3 separate regions of the Homo sapiens genome follow, and all the other regions are linked to region 2. Evidence: chromatin contacts called from ENCODE Hi-C or POLR2A ChIA-PET data. All regions are on one chromosome and are shown on one strand. Each heading gives the region's core, a stretch centred on a gene start or an enhancer-like site at or near the end of the contact. The rest is flanking DNA. Distances are from core to core; before and after follow the strand shown.

Region 1 (4,344 bases), core at 812-3,311, 240 kb before region 2:
ATTTCATTTGGTGTAATTGATAAAAGGTAAAAATCTGGAGAAAACATTTCAATTTATAAGCAAATCATAGTGATGCCAATAAATAAGCAGACTAAGGATGTTGCAGTGGATAGCTTCATTGTTTTTTTGTTTTTGGCAACTGTGGTAGGCAGAATAATGGTCTCCCAAAGATGTCCACATCCTAATCCACAGAAACTACAAATATGTTTAACATTACATGGCAAAGGGGGATTAAAGTTGCTAATCAGCTGACCTTAAAATAGGGATTGTATTAGTCTGCTTTCACACTGCTATAAAGATGCTACTCGAGACTGGGTTATTTATAAAGGAAAGAGGTTTAATTGACTTACAGTTCTGCATGGCTGGTGAGGCCTCAGGAAACTTACAGTCATGGTGGAAGGGGAAGCAGGCACATTTTTCACAAGTCAGCAGGAGAGTGGAGCAAGGAGGAACTTCCAAACACTTACAAAACCATCAGATTTCCTGAGAACTCAATGACCACAGCATGGGAGAAACCGCCCCCATGGTCCAACGGTCTCCCTCCCTCGACCTGTGCGGATTACAAATCAAAACGAGATTTGAGTGGGGACACAGAGGCAAACCATATCAGGGAGAGTATCCTGGATTACACAGGTGGGCCCAATATAATCACAAGGGTCCTTGAAAGTAGATGAAGGAGGCAGAGGATGGCAACAGTGATGCAGTGTGAGAAAGACTTGATCACTATTGCTGGCTTTGAATATGGGGAAGGGGTCATGAGCCAAGGAATGTGGGCAGCTTCTAAATGTTGCAAACAGCAAGGAATTGAAATTTCCTCTAGAGCATCCCAAAAGGAAAAGAGCCCTGCCAACACCTTGATTTTAATGCAGTGAGTTTTTGTGTCAGACTTCTTACTTATGGAAGAACTGTAAGATAATAAATTTATGTTGTTTGAAGCCACTAAGTTTGTGGTAATTTGGTATAGCAGCAAAGGGAAATTCACACAGCCAGCTACTTTTTAAACGCTGTTCCTGTGTTTGCAGAATCTGTAACCTCAAGGGGCAGAACCTTCCTTCTGCAGAATATGAGGTCTTTTCCCAGCTGCACTTGCAGCAAGGGCACAGATCCATGGCCAGTATCTGTCAATTGTACACCTGCATGATTTTGAATTAGAGGCTGGTCATGTGCAGAGGGGAGCCTGGCAGAATCTGTTCTGTGAGGGCAGTGGCAGGGACAGCTGTCACTGCAGCAGCGTGTTGCTGTCAAAGACAGCAATTCCCACAGCAGGGTTTGCGCACAGTATGGTGTCATGGTGGGCACCTGGCAGTGTCAGAGTCCAGTGACGAGTTCCAGGAGCCTGCCCTAGGCTGGACTTTGGACATTTTTCCTGGCTGTATAAGCCCTAAGCCTGGTGCCCTTGTCCTCCTGGAGATTCTGGGAGCCTTAATAAGTTCCTTTTCTGCTAAATTAGCCAGAGTTGGTTTTTGTGGCTTGTGATTCAGAACCCTCAGTAAATCAGATATGAATGAACAATTCAATTCACTCAAAAAGAAAGTGGTGACACATCCCTGTAGTCCCAGCTCTCAGGAGGATCGATTGAGCCTGGGAGGTCGAGGCTGCAGTGAGCCGTGATCATGCCACTATACCCCAGGTTGGGTGACAGATAAGACCCCATCTCAACAAAAAGGAAAAAAAAAAGCAAGAAGAAAGAAGAAAAAGAAAGAAAGGAAGGAAGGAAGGAAGAAAGGAAGGAAGGAAAGAAAGAAAGAAAGAAAGAAAGAAAGAAAGAAAGAAAGAAAGAAAGAAAGAAAGAAAGAGAAAAAAGAAAGATGACAAAAACAGGAGAAAAAGTTGACCCTAGCTAGCAGTCAAAGAAACTCACAGCTTGAGGTGCCATATGATAGTTACTAAAAACAAAAACAATTGTTTCTGTAGCACAACAACGAGAACAGTTCCTCAGATAATGTCATTTCATTCAACTTTTTTTTTTTTTTTTTAATGATGAGAAAAAAATTGATTCTCTGCCAGGGCCACTGTCTGTGTGGTTTGCATGCTCTCCCCACGTCCACAGGGGTTTTGCTCTGGATGCTCTGGTTTTCTCCCACCCCTCAAAGAGGTGCATGTTCAGTTCACCGGCATGTCTACATGGTCCTGGTGTGAGTGTGGGGTGTGTGTGAGTGTGCCCTGCGATGTGACAGTGTCCTGTTCAGGGCTGGTTCTTACTTTAAGCCCTGAGCTGCTGGAATGAGCTACAGCAACCGGAGACTGGAGACTCCGGCAACCTAGAGAACTGTTATTATTGAGTAAGTTATCTTACTTGCTTTTATTTATCTTTCTTAAATGTATGTATAGCTCATATTTATTTCAGTGGTTAATATCAGAAGTGTTTTTTTTTTTTGAGACGGAGTCTCACTCTGTTGCCCAGGCTGGAGTGCAGTGGTGCAATCTTGGCTCACTGCAACCTCTGCCTCCCAGGTTCTAGTGTTTCTCCTGCTTCAGCCTCCTGAGTAGCTGGGACTACAGGCATGCGCCACCATGCCCGGCTAATTTTTGTATTTTTAGTAGAGACGGGGTTTCACCATGTTGGTCAGGCTGGTCTTGAACTCCTGACCTTATGATCCACTCGCCTCGGCCTCCCAAAGTGCTGGGATAACAGTCATGAGCCACCGCGCCCGGCCTTTGGTTTTTATTTAGAATTTTGATGTGTTTGTGACTAGAAATAAACCATAGGAATATTAATTTGCTTGTGGTAAAATTGGTGTTACTTACTTTCAGATTGCAAGAACATATTGACAACCTTAAGTGAGGACTGACTGTACCTTTGTTTATAGCTAGTAACTAAATGGATACACTGTTTGGAAAGTAATTTGGAAAGGAGTAATAGGAATATTTAGCAAAAATCTGTAAACGTGTCCTTAGCTTCTGACCTGGCAATTGCCAAGAAGCTTGGGAGGGTGTTTGGTAAGATAAAAATTATTTGTGTGCTTGTGTTTGAAAATTATTGATGTGGGCTTACAGTGTGTTAAACTAGGGGTGATAAAATTTGCATTAGGACCCCAGAAGCTTTTAGAGAGCAAAGAGATTAGAACCTATATTCAGTTTCCTGAAATGTAAAGTGACTGAAGCTGTCAGAGCGGCTGAGATCAAGGCTCTCTCTGAGGCTGGGCAGGAGAATGACTCCCCTGGGAGAACATTTCCACAAGGGGAAAGTGGTTAGTAGATGCGTACCCTGCACCAAGGCACGTGATTAAAGGGGAATATGGTCTGTGCAGTAGCCATACCAGGGGGCAGTTTATGCCCCCAGAAAACTGCTCTCAAAAAGAACCAAGAGCTGTAATTTTGGGAACACAAGCCTCTTTGGTGGAGAATGGTGTTATTGCTAAATGCTCAGCATCTGGGGAGCATTTTAATGCCTGATGCTGCATCAACTTGTGGAAAACTACCAATAGTCCTTGAAATAAGCATCACAAAGTCTTGTAGAAACACAGCAAAATGTTTATGATGCATATGTAAGTAAAAATTGTATGCAGAATAGGTACTTGTGATGTTTAACTATGTAGGATTTGAGGCATGTGGGCCAGTGGGTTGTTAGAGTTAAAAAAAAAAGGAAGAATGCTTTTTTTTTTTTTGAGACAGAGTCTCTCTCTGTTGCCCAGGCAGGAGTACATGGGCATGATCTCAGCTCACTGCAACCTCCACCTCCCAAGTTCAAGTGATTCTCGTGCCTCAGCCACCCAAGTAGCTGGTATTACAGGCGTGCACCACCAGGCCTAGCTAATTTTTTTTTTAAGTAGAGATGGTGTTGTGCCATTTTGGCCAGGCTGGTCTTGAACTGCTGACCTCAAGTGGTCTGTCCGCCTTGGCCTCCCAAACTGTTGGGATTACAGGTGTGAGCTACCACACCTGGCCCAAGAATGCTTTTATCATACTGTCTTTCCTGTTCAAAATATTGCATCTCTTACCAACATGTTTCACTAAAAAAACATGAGGTCACCAAATGCCTATTTAAGGAACTGAATTTTTATTTTTAAAAATAAAGTCCCCCAAGTGATGCTACTCATCTGTTTCTTTGGGGAATCCCAGATGCCTGAGTTAATGGTCAGAACATCATTTGGCTGGGAAACAATCCATATAGGTGCAACTGTCCCTGGGTGCGTGGCCCCGTGATTGGGTGCAGCTCCCTCTCAGTCAGTTCTCACTGTCTTATCAAGACTCCATCTCTGAAATCTTGAAATGCATCTTGAAATGCAAGGATCCTTAATCCATTTATTCCTTTGACAAACAGAAAATGAGCCCTTCTGTCTGTTCACGCTTCCCCTCTTTCCTCTTCTGAGAAATGGAGGTCTAATTGCTGGCATGGGAAAG
Region 2 (4,210 bases), core at 1,543-4,042:
TTTCAAAAACCTTAGGCATTTTGCATAGTAAATCTGGAACAAATCTAGGAGGGAAGAAGGGAGAAGGAGATAAGTACCTTGTTAGGAAAAGAAAGTTTCTGCAGCAACCTTGTATTAGGTTTTACCGATGGTGTTTCATGTTCTGGACCATTTCTTACGCATTTATACATTTTCTCCTGGCCCTTGGAAAACTGAAGTCTCCATGGAACATTTCATGAATGATCACCAGTGTTACAGTTCTACTAAAATAACTGGGGCCTATTTATAAACCACAGGAAATTGTTCTTGCTCAGGATAGAGTCTGAATAAGTAATTTTAAAAATGGAATATGCTGTCAATCATCCATATGTTTTTAAATTTACTGTTTCCTAAACTGGCCTTAAGTATTCCTGTCTGTACACCTTTGTTCATGCTCTTCCCAAAGCTTGGGATGCCCTCCCCATTTCTTCAAATCTTCTCCTCCTTTTAAGGCTCAGCTCAAGTTCCACTTTTTTTTTGTAGAAATTTCTTTCCTTTTTGACATATCCTGCCATACCCCACAACCAATGGATCTCTTTTTTTCTGTTAACTCTGAGTCACTTGCAGCCTGTAACATATCACTTAGCATTCACTTAAGACCCATCCTATATTGTTGTCTCCTTTTTGCCATTGCATAAACCTGGGCTTTCCAGAGAGATTGTAAATCCCTTGAGGAGAGGGTCTGACATGGCAACCAACTCAGAGCTAAGATGGGGATGGCATTTGGCATTGCTGGTACAGGGTGGTCATTTTCAAGTGATCTAAAGCCGATTGAAAGTTACAGAGAACCCATTATGTGACACAGACAAAAGCTGAGCTATTGTGGTTGAGGCTGGGGTAAAGAGGGGCACACTGGCATCCTGTGAGCTGGACCCCACCATCTACCCTCTTCTCTGAGTAGGCCTGGGAGCACCCTTGGGGTTCACTCTCTCTTTCTTCCCTGTGCTGTTGGCACTCAGTCTTCTCAGGCTTTCATGCTGGGAACATAGCCTTCTCTAGTACTCGGGCTTCCTGGTTCCCTTCCTTGGGGCTTAAGCATAAATGTGTCTGAACTGAGCTGTTAGAACTTGAGTGTAGGAACTTTACATACCCTCTCCAAATTGCAAGCACCTGATCTGATCCATGGATCTCCAACTAGTCAGTTGGAGAACTCAGTATGGCTAATCAAGGAGCAGTCCTTTCGGCCATATCCCCTGCTTCTTCCTGCCCCGGCACAGAAAAATGACTGCATGTTTGAAACTCTGAAGGGCTCCCATAGGACTTCCTGTCAACACAAACATACTCTCCCCATAAGCAAACTTCTCCTTTCTACTTCATACTCTCAGTTAATTGCAAAGAAACAGAGTAAACAAATGTCCAGTGGTATTTTAATGACACAGATACGTCCCCATTCGGAACAGCAGGAACACGATGAAAAGTGGCTGTACCATCTACTCTTTGGGCCTGGCATCCTCCCAACCCCTCTCCACCCCAGCCCTGCACTACACACTTCTAAGGTTGGCTGCCTGGGCTGCCTGCTCTCCGTGGCTTCATGCTTGGATTCTTACTCCTCTTTTGATTTGTCAAATTTGATTATTAGACCAACAATGGGTTTACCTTTGACCTCACACCCTGCTGACCCCCTGAATGTGGGGATCCAGTTTTCACTCCAGACCCTAACTCAGGCCCTGGAGATCTCAACAGTAGTTCACTGATCGTGCAGTGGCTCTTCTGGTCCCACCTGATCCTGGCCACATCAGCCAATTCGAGACACAAGACCCTGCCAACCACACATGGCAAACGACACATGCCAGCTAGAATCTGGGGCTATTTTCCAAGACAGTCTTGCCTGGCCCTGACCTGTCTGTGCAGCCAACCCATTTCCATTCAATTCCAAACCCTCGATTCACGACCACAATCTTGGTAGTCTCCAGATTTGAGGTTGCATGTGCTTTTCCAGCTATTTAGACTTGGACTTACCTCTACAAACCTTGGTCTTGGTCACCTTTGTGGCTCTCTGTGCTCTCAAGAGCCCTGTGCCTGTCCTACCCCCTCAACAAGGGAAGTCACCCTTTTACTATCATCATTGGGGGGCATTCCATTGGCCTCCTAAAGAGTGGGTATAAGGACAGGCATGGTGGCTTATGCCTGTAATCACAGCGTTTTGGGAGGCCGAAGCAGACCAATTACCTGAGGTCAGGAGTTCAAGACCAGCCTGACCAACATAGTGAAATCCGGTCTTTACTAAAAATACAAAAATTAGGGAGAATTGCTTGAGCCTGGGAGGCAGAAGTTGCAGTGAGCTGAGATCACACCACTGCACTCCAGCCTGGGCAACAGAGAGAGACTCCATCTAAAAAAAGAATGGGTATAAGCCAGTGAAGAAAATTGCTTTAGGGAGAAGGGCTTTTGACTTCTTTAAATCCTGTAAATCAGGAGGTTATTCTCAGAGGGAGATATAAAATGAGGGTTGTATAAATCTGGAGTCTTAGTGTAGTTGAGAAAGTGTTACACACATTTTATAAAGAACAAATGATTTAATCTCCCCCATCATTCTACCAGATGGATTGAGGCCTACTGGAAATATGTTGTGAGGGAAACGTTTATTAGGAGGATAAGGAAAGGACTTAGGACTCTTTTGTGATCCATCTTCCATAAGCAGTCAGTTTGCTTTGTCTTTTGTCTTTTTTTTTTTTTTTTAAAGAAAAAAGAGTATTGGCTCGAACTCCTAGTGCTTTCTTATGTAACAAACAAGTCAGGCAAAGGGCATGCCTTAGTGCAACGTGGACTCGGCAGACTGCCTGCATGATTAGAAGTGCGGGGAGTTGGATGCTCTTGCTCCCTGAAGATTGTCATGCAATTCCTCCTCAAGTGTTGAGCCTCTTTCCGGCAGAAGGGTGCCTTAGGGCAGGCCGTTATGATGCCTTGTCCACTGCTGGCATTCAGCAAGGGTAAGTAAATCATAATAGTTTTATGGTAAGACTACTGAATTTGGAGGCTAGGTTTCCAAAGCCGGTTCTCCTAATTAAATATCTGTAAGTCACATAGCCCATCGGAGTTCCTTTGCTCATCTGTAAAATGATAAGGGTTGATCCCACAATTCCTCTAAGATCCCCTACAGCTCAGAAATTCCCCAACTTGATAATAAATTACAGTTGGTATCTAAGCACTAATTGAAAAATCTATAAACCAGGTAAGATATTCTAGAAATGAATATATTGGCATCTCTCAACAATCAGAGTAATAATTAGAGTTTAAGTTTGATAGAAAATCATCATCTTCTTCTGTAAATTACCAGGATTAAATAAGAAAAAAAAATATAGGAACATCTAGCATGAAGGGTCACAATAAGCTTCAGTTAAAGGGACATTTTCTATCCCAGCATTTCCCAAAATATGATCCTAGAAATACTATTCTGTCATGTAGAGTCACCCATGCAGTTGTGTTCCATGAAGGTCCTTTATAATGTTTTTTCATGTGTGTCTAAATTTAGAATCCAGTCAGATATCACATATTGTGTTTCATTGTCAGGTCTCTTTAGTTGTTTGTAATCTAGAACAGTCTCCATGACTCTTTTCATTTTTCATGACATTGACACATTTTAGGAGTCCAGGTTAGTTATCTTGCAGCATCTCACACAATCTGGATTTATCTGATTGTTGTTTCCTCATGTTTAGCTTCAGATTTAACATGATCCTGAATCTAATCTAGCTATTTCTGGGGGTTGGCAAGAAAGCTATGTAAGTGATGTTCATACTGTTATTTTTTAAATTGTTTTTCTTTTACCCTTAGTATATGATCAAATATTACAGAAATAACATGAGATAGAAATGGAAGGTACTCCAAAATGCCAACCCCCAGAAATAGCTAGTATTTATATTTTAGTCTATATGACACTAGATTTTTTTTCCTCTGCATATAACAAAAATTGAATCATTTTCTAAATCATTTTTATAACTTGCTCTTTTTACATGTTGCTGTATCTTGGAACCCTTTCTGTGTAAGTACATATAGATCTACCAAATTCTTTTCAGAGGTTTGTTTCCAGTGTTTAGCTGTTAGGAACTATGTACATCATTCATGTACATTTGTCTTTGTGTACTTAGGGGAATGTTTTCTATAGGTTACTACTATAATTACTTCTACAGTAGAAGTAAAATGTGGGGTTCAATTTTAATAAGTATTGCAACATTGCCAACACAAAACATTATAT
Region 3 (4,052 bases), core at 541-3,040, 130 kb before region 2:
TCCTGGGCCGTGGGTCACACTGCTCTAGTGCCCTTCCCTCAACTCCAGCCCTCTCCCTTTCCAAAAACCCATCTGAATTTACTACCCTGATAAAGACTGCAAGTGTATGGTTCTGTAGCCAAGAACTCCTAGTCAAACTGGCTACAGTCAAGCCCACTGCTGAACGAGTATGACTTTTAAAAATTGCTTCCTTGTGTTTCAAGTGAAAAAAATAACATCCCACCTCCAAATTGAAATCATATATGTATATTTGTAGAGGAAAAACAAAGATTTTTTGTAAAGGGGGGCAGAGATTGGGAGGCACAAAGGGCTGGGAAAGTAGTTCATGGGCCAAAAGCAGTTTTCTTTCAGATATGTCTTCAGTTTAAAAGACCAAGTTTGCACATTCGTGTGCTATCTAAGTTTCTGAAGCCCAGCCTCTATTTGCTCAGAGTGTGATTTAACTGCCTGGCTTCTAGCAAAGCATTACTCACACTGTTATCTCTGTAAACAAAGACACTCGCGGTTAGAAAAGCTGTGTTCGTTTTATGGTCACACAACATAAAAATCTGAATAAGCTGCCACACCTAGAAGAATGGATAGATTTCAATTTCCCAGGGTACATTTTTAACATTTTTTTGCTATGTAACCTGATTACATTAGTGTAAATGCATCTTAAAACTTTATCCTGGTCCAAATATTCTTGCCCCATCTCATTCAAAAGAAAGGGGGGAAAAAGACAATGTGATGTCTAATTTCTAGGGGAACTGTTTCTGTCTCCCTAAGTACCTTAGTACCGTGGCTTCCCTCTCCTCTCCTCTTCTCCTCACCAAAGTTTAGTAAATTCCCCAGCACCCAGCAGAGTCCTAGGGAGTATGTGAGAGTCCAACCACAAGAGTTCCCTAAATTTGAGCTTTAAGGGGATGAGGGGAGGTTGTCACTAGGGTCATATTAAACTTCATTTTATCAAAAAAAGTAGATAGGCCCAGCCTAAGCCCTTCCTGGAGTTTTAGTTTAGCCACATCATGGACAAAATTATTTTCATGATGTATTCTTTCATTCAAGACATCATTTATTAAGTGGCTCTTTTCTCAGGGAAGAGGCCCCTGGAAGGAAAACCAGCTAAATCACTTTAAAACATATGCATTACTGCTTATATTACTTTACCTACTCATTCATCCCTTTATTCATGAAACATTTATTTGTATGCCATCCCTAAGAAGGAATACAGAGATACACGCAAACACACTAACACACTATCCTCCTGGGAGTTCACAAATACCCACTGAGTATCAGGTACACAGTAATAGGCAGCCAGCTTCCAGAAGCCCTTTATTTATAGATATGTGTGTGTGTGTGTGTGTGTGTGTATGTGTGTGTGTGTGTGTGTGTGTGTGTGTACATACAATTAGGGAACAGTAATAGGTATCTTCATATATAACTGGGGGACTCACCACCCAGTGTGCCTGGGACTGAGGAAGATTCCCCGGATGTGGAATGTTTGGCACTAAAACCGGAAAACTCCCTGGCAAACGGTGAACTCGTCATCCTCTTAATACAATTATAACATACCTAATTAGGCTTTACAATCACCCCAAGGGCTATTTATTCTTTCCCCCTGAAGAAAATGAGGCTCAGTGAAGTCACTGGTAGAGCTAGGATTTGACTGTTGGTTTATGCAAATCCACGGCCCATGTGTTTCCCACCACCCTTGTTTCTGAAATGAGAGAGAAAACGTCCCACAGCCCTTGACAGGCACGCCAAACCACCACTACAATGTTCTGAGCCACTTCCCTTCCACTGCTCTCCTGACCACCCCCACCACTCTTCACCGCAGACTTCCCACAGCCAGGATTTCATCTGCTTGGCAGTTGTTTGCAGATAGTGTGTAATCTCTCTGTCATTGCAAGACTGAATTGTACAGCAAGTCGTTTAAACCTTTATAGGAATAAACGTCTCCCTCAACAGAAATCAGGGCACCATTTTCAAGCACAAGAAACACACTTTGCACTAGACTTTATTCACATCTCAAATACTATACACTCAAGCTAGCAATCTATAGGAACTCACTGGGATTTAAGAGTTCAACAGACTAGACTTTCAAAGACACGGTAAACTTTAAAGCAGGCCTTCAAAGAATAAAGATAAAAATAAAATAGACCTTCGAAATTTATCTTACTTAAGAAACATAATTCAAAATGTTAAGGTCACATTCCAACAGAATGTTTGGTCTTCTACAATCTTAGCTGTAACCACTGTTGGCACGCCAATTCCACCAAAATCATGTCTATGGTTTGTAGAGAGTTTCAGGCAACATGCACACACACACCTGCAACCAGTCAGTGCTTAAAACAATAGCTCTCACTCCAAAATTCTATCACAGTTGCACTCTTGGTGGAGGGAGGGGGATTCAGCCAAATAAAGATACCACCTATGTAATTTCCTTGCCACCAGCGTAGAACAGAGCCTCCAGACTTTGTATTTATGTTTTGCTCACATTCTTCATGAATAAAGCGTGCCTCAGTGATCCTCAAATTAACTTTCCACTTGCATAATTTCAGCATTAAAAAGGGACTTTAAGGCCAGATCTTTCACAAGGCCTTTGTGAAACCAAATATAGGCCAGCCTGTGTCTCCATGCTACTGTGATTACTGTATTTGCTACTTAAAGGTCTTGTGCCTCTTGAAAATGGGGTTGGGGGAGAGAGAAAGGCTAAGAAGGGCCTTTCAAAGGCAAACACAGTAGAGGCATTCAACACACCCATGGGGGGCAGTTAATATGAGTCTGGCTACAGGAGCGCTCTCTGACAAAGGCGGCTCTCTGACCAAGTGCTGGATGCTCGCTGGCTGCAGCAATAGCTGCTCCAGAGGCTTTTATGAACTTGAGAGAGGAACCAGCATTGTGACCTTCAAACTACATCAAAAGTCACCAGGCCCAAGTGACTGAACCTTCTAATCTTTCTAAAGGGGGGGGGGAATGGTTTCAGTTGGGTGCATTTTCAGGCAAACTAAACACTCTCCCAACATGCTAAAGGAAACCACACCCAGAACAGGTTTGGGGGTGGGGGTGGGAGTTGAGGCACTCAAGTTTACAAGGCTCACCCTGCTGGGCCCTGCCTTGCCATTTAACTAGGATCTGTAATAATCCTATGAGCCCTTATTATGTACCAGGGACTGTGCCAAACACAGTTTCCACACAGAATCTCACCTAATTCTTACAACAATCTCATTACACAGAATTTGTATGACCTTCATCCCATAGATGAGAAGCAGGCTCTCAGACTGGTAAGTAATTGTCTGATTTGGAAAGTGAATTGCCAATATTTGGTAAGAGGCACAGAAATAACCACATATGAAAAGCTTAAGATGATGTTAAGTAAAAAATAAAAAGCCAAGACAAAACTCGTCTATATTAACACTTCTAAACTGCACGTGTGTGTATATGTGTGTGCTTATATATATTAACTATTGGAAAGTTAAAATTTGTAGGACTTGTGGGATCTTACGTGAACTATTCTTTCACTTTTCTTTCTTTTCAGGGCGTCAATACTGCTGTGACATAATAAATATATAAAAAGTATCTAGAGTAACAGGAAGGAACAGCTAGAAATTTAACTTAGTCCATTAATAACCTTCAACCCTGCCTTTGAAAGAACAACCCCCAGTCCCCTCTCCAGTACTGCTGCTTTCAACTGGCCACAACCCTTCCATCAGGACGGTTCTGGAGTGTTGCCAGCCAAGAACTGAATTCCCTTATCTCCCCCACCCCGTTCCTTTCTTCTTCCCAGGGGTAAAAACTTCCGGCCAACAAGTTTCAGCAGGTGTTTTTTCTCCCCTACCCAATCAATAACCAGTAATTTTAAAGTTTCACCTACAAACTCAGAGGAAATGAGCACTTACCATGTAACAGATATTTCACATACTTCAAATCCACTATTAGCGCTAAAACCTGAAGGCACCACTAGGTAAGTTTGATGTGCATGAAACTAGACTGAAGTCTAACCAACTGCAAGAACAGGAACGTTCATTTAATATAGGATCATTCTACTAAGATGAAGTGTGGCTGAAGAAGAG

What was found. Hi-C counts contacts between places; a loop is a spot of excess contacts on that map. ChIA-PET counts read pairs that join two places held with the same protein, here RNA polymerase II (POLR2A).
Region 1: POLR2A ChIA-PET joins it to region 2 with 12 read pairs in activated naive CD4-positive, alpha-beta T cell. The contact joins the promoter of SPTBN1-AS2 here to the enhancer-like site in region 2. POLR2A ChIA-PET finds 5 or more read pairs at or near these places in 4 of 52 experiments (OCI-LY7, activated T-cell and activated naive CD4-positive, alpha-beta T cell).
Region 3: a loop to region 2 is called in a map of Right ventricle myocardium inferior, with 2.0 times the contacts of the local background. The contact joins two enhancer-like sites. A Hi-C loop is called at or near these places in 1 of 168 maps with a recorded cell type or tissue (Right ventricle myocardium inferior). POLR2A ChIA-PET finds 5 or more read pairs at or near these places in 2 of 52 experiments (CD8-positive, alpha-beta T cell and OCI-LY7).

What each region holds. Positions count from the first base shown.
Region 1 is chr2:54,677,762-54,682,105 of GRCh38, reverse strand. It overlaps SPTBN1-AS2 (SPTBN1 antisense RNA 2), which reads left to right and starts at 2,061. Exons shown (of 3, transcript NR_186176.1): 1 at 2,061-2,282. LOC105374653 (a long non-coding RNA gene) reads right to left here. Exons shown (of 3, transcript XR_940104.2): 2 at 351-550.
Region 2 is chr2:54,437,058-54,441,267 of GRCh38, reverse strand. The region is part of intron 3 of LOC102724072 (a long non-coding RNA gene); the gene reads right to left. Among named protein-coding and RNA genes, the nearest start is that of SPTBN1, 17 kb to the left of the region's middle. Within about 2 kb of position 2,792, at least 7 of the 41 ENCODE cell types and tissues checked have a DNase peak (open chromatin) inside an H3K27ac peak, as active enhancers do.
Region 3 is chr2:54,568,874-54,572,925 of GRCh38, reverse strand. The region is part of intron 2 of SPTBN1 (spectrin beta, non-erythrocytic 1); the gene reads right to left. Among named protein-coding and RNA genes, the nearest start is that of SPTBN1-AS1, 12 kb to the right of the region's middle. Within about 2 kb of position 1,790, at least 31 of the 41 ENCODE cell types and tissues checked have a DNase peak (open chromatin) inside an H3K27ac peak, as active enhancers do.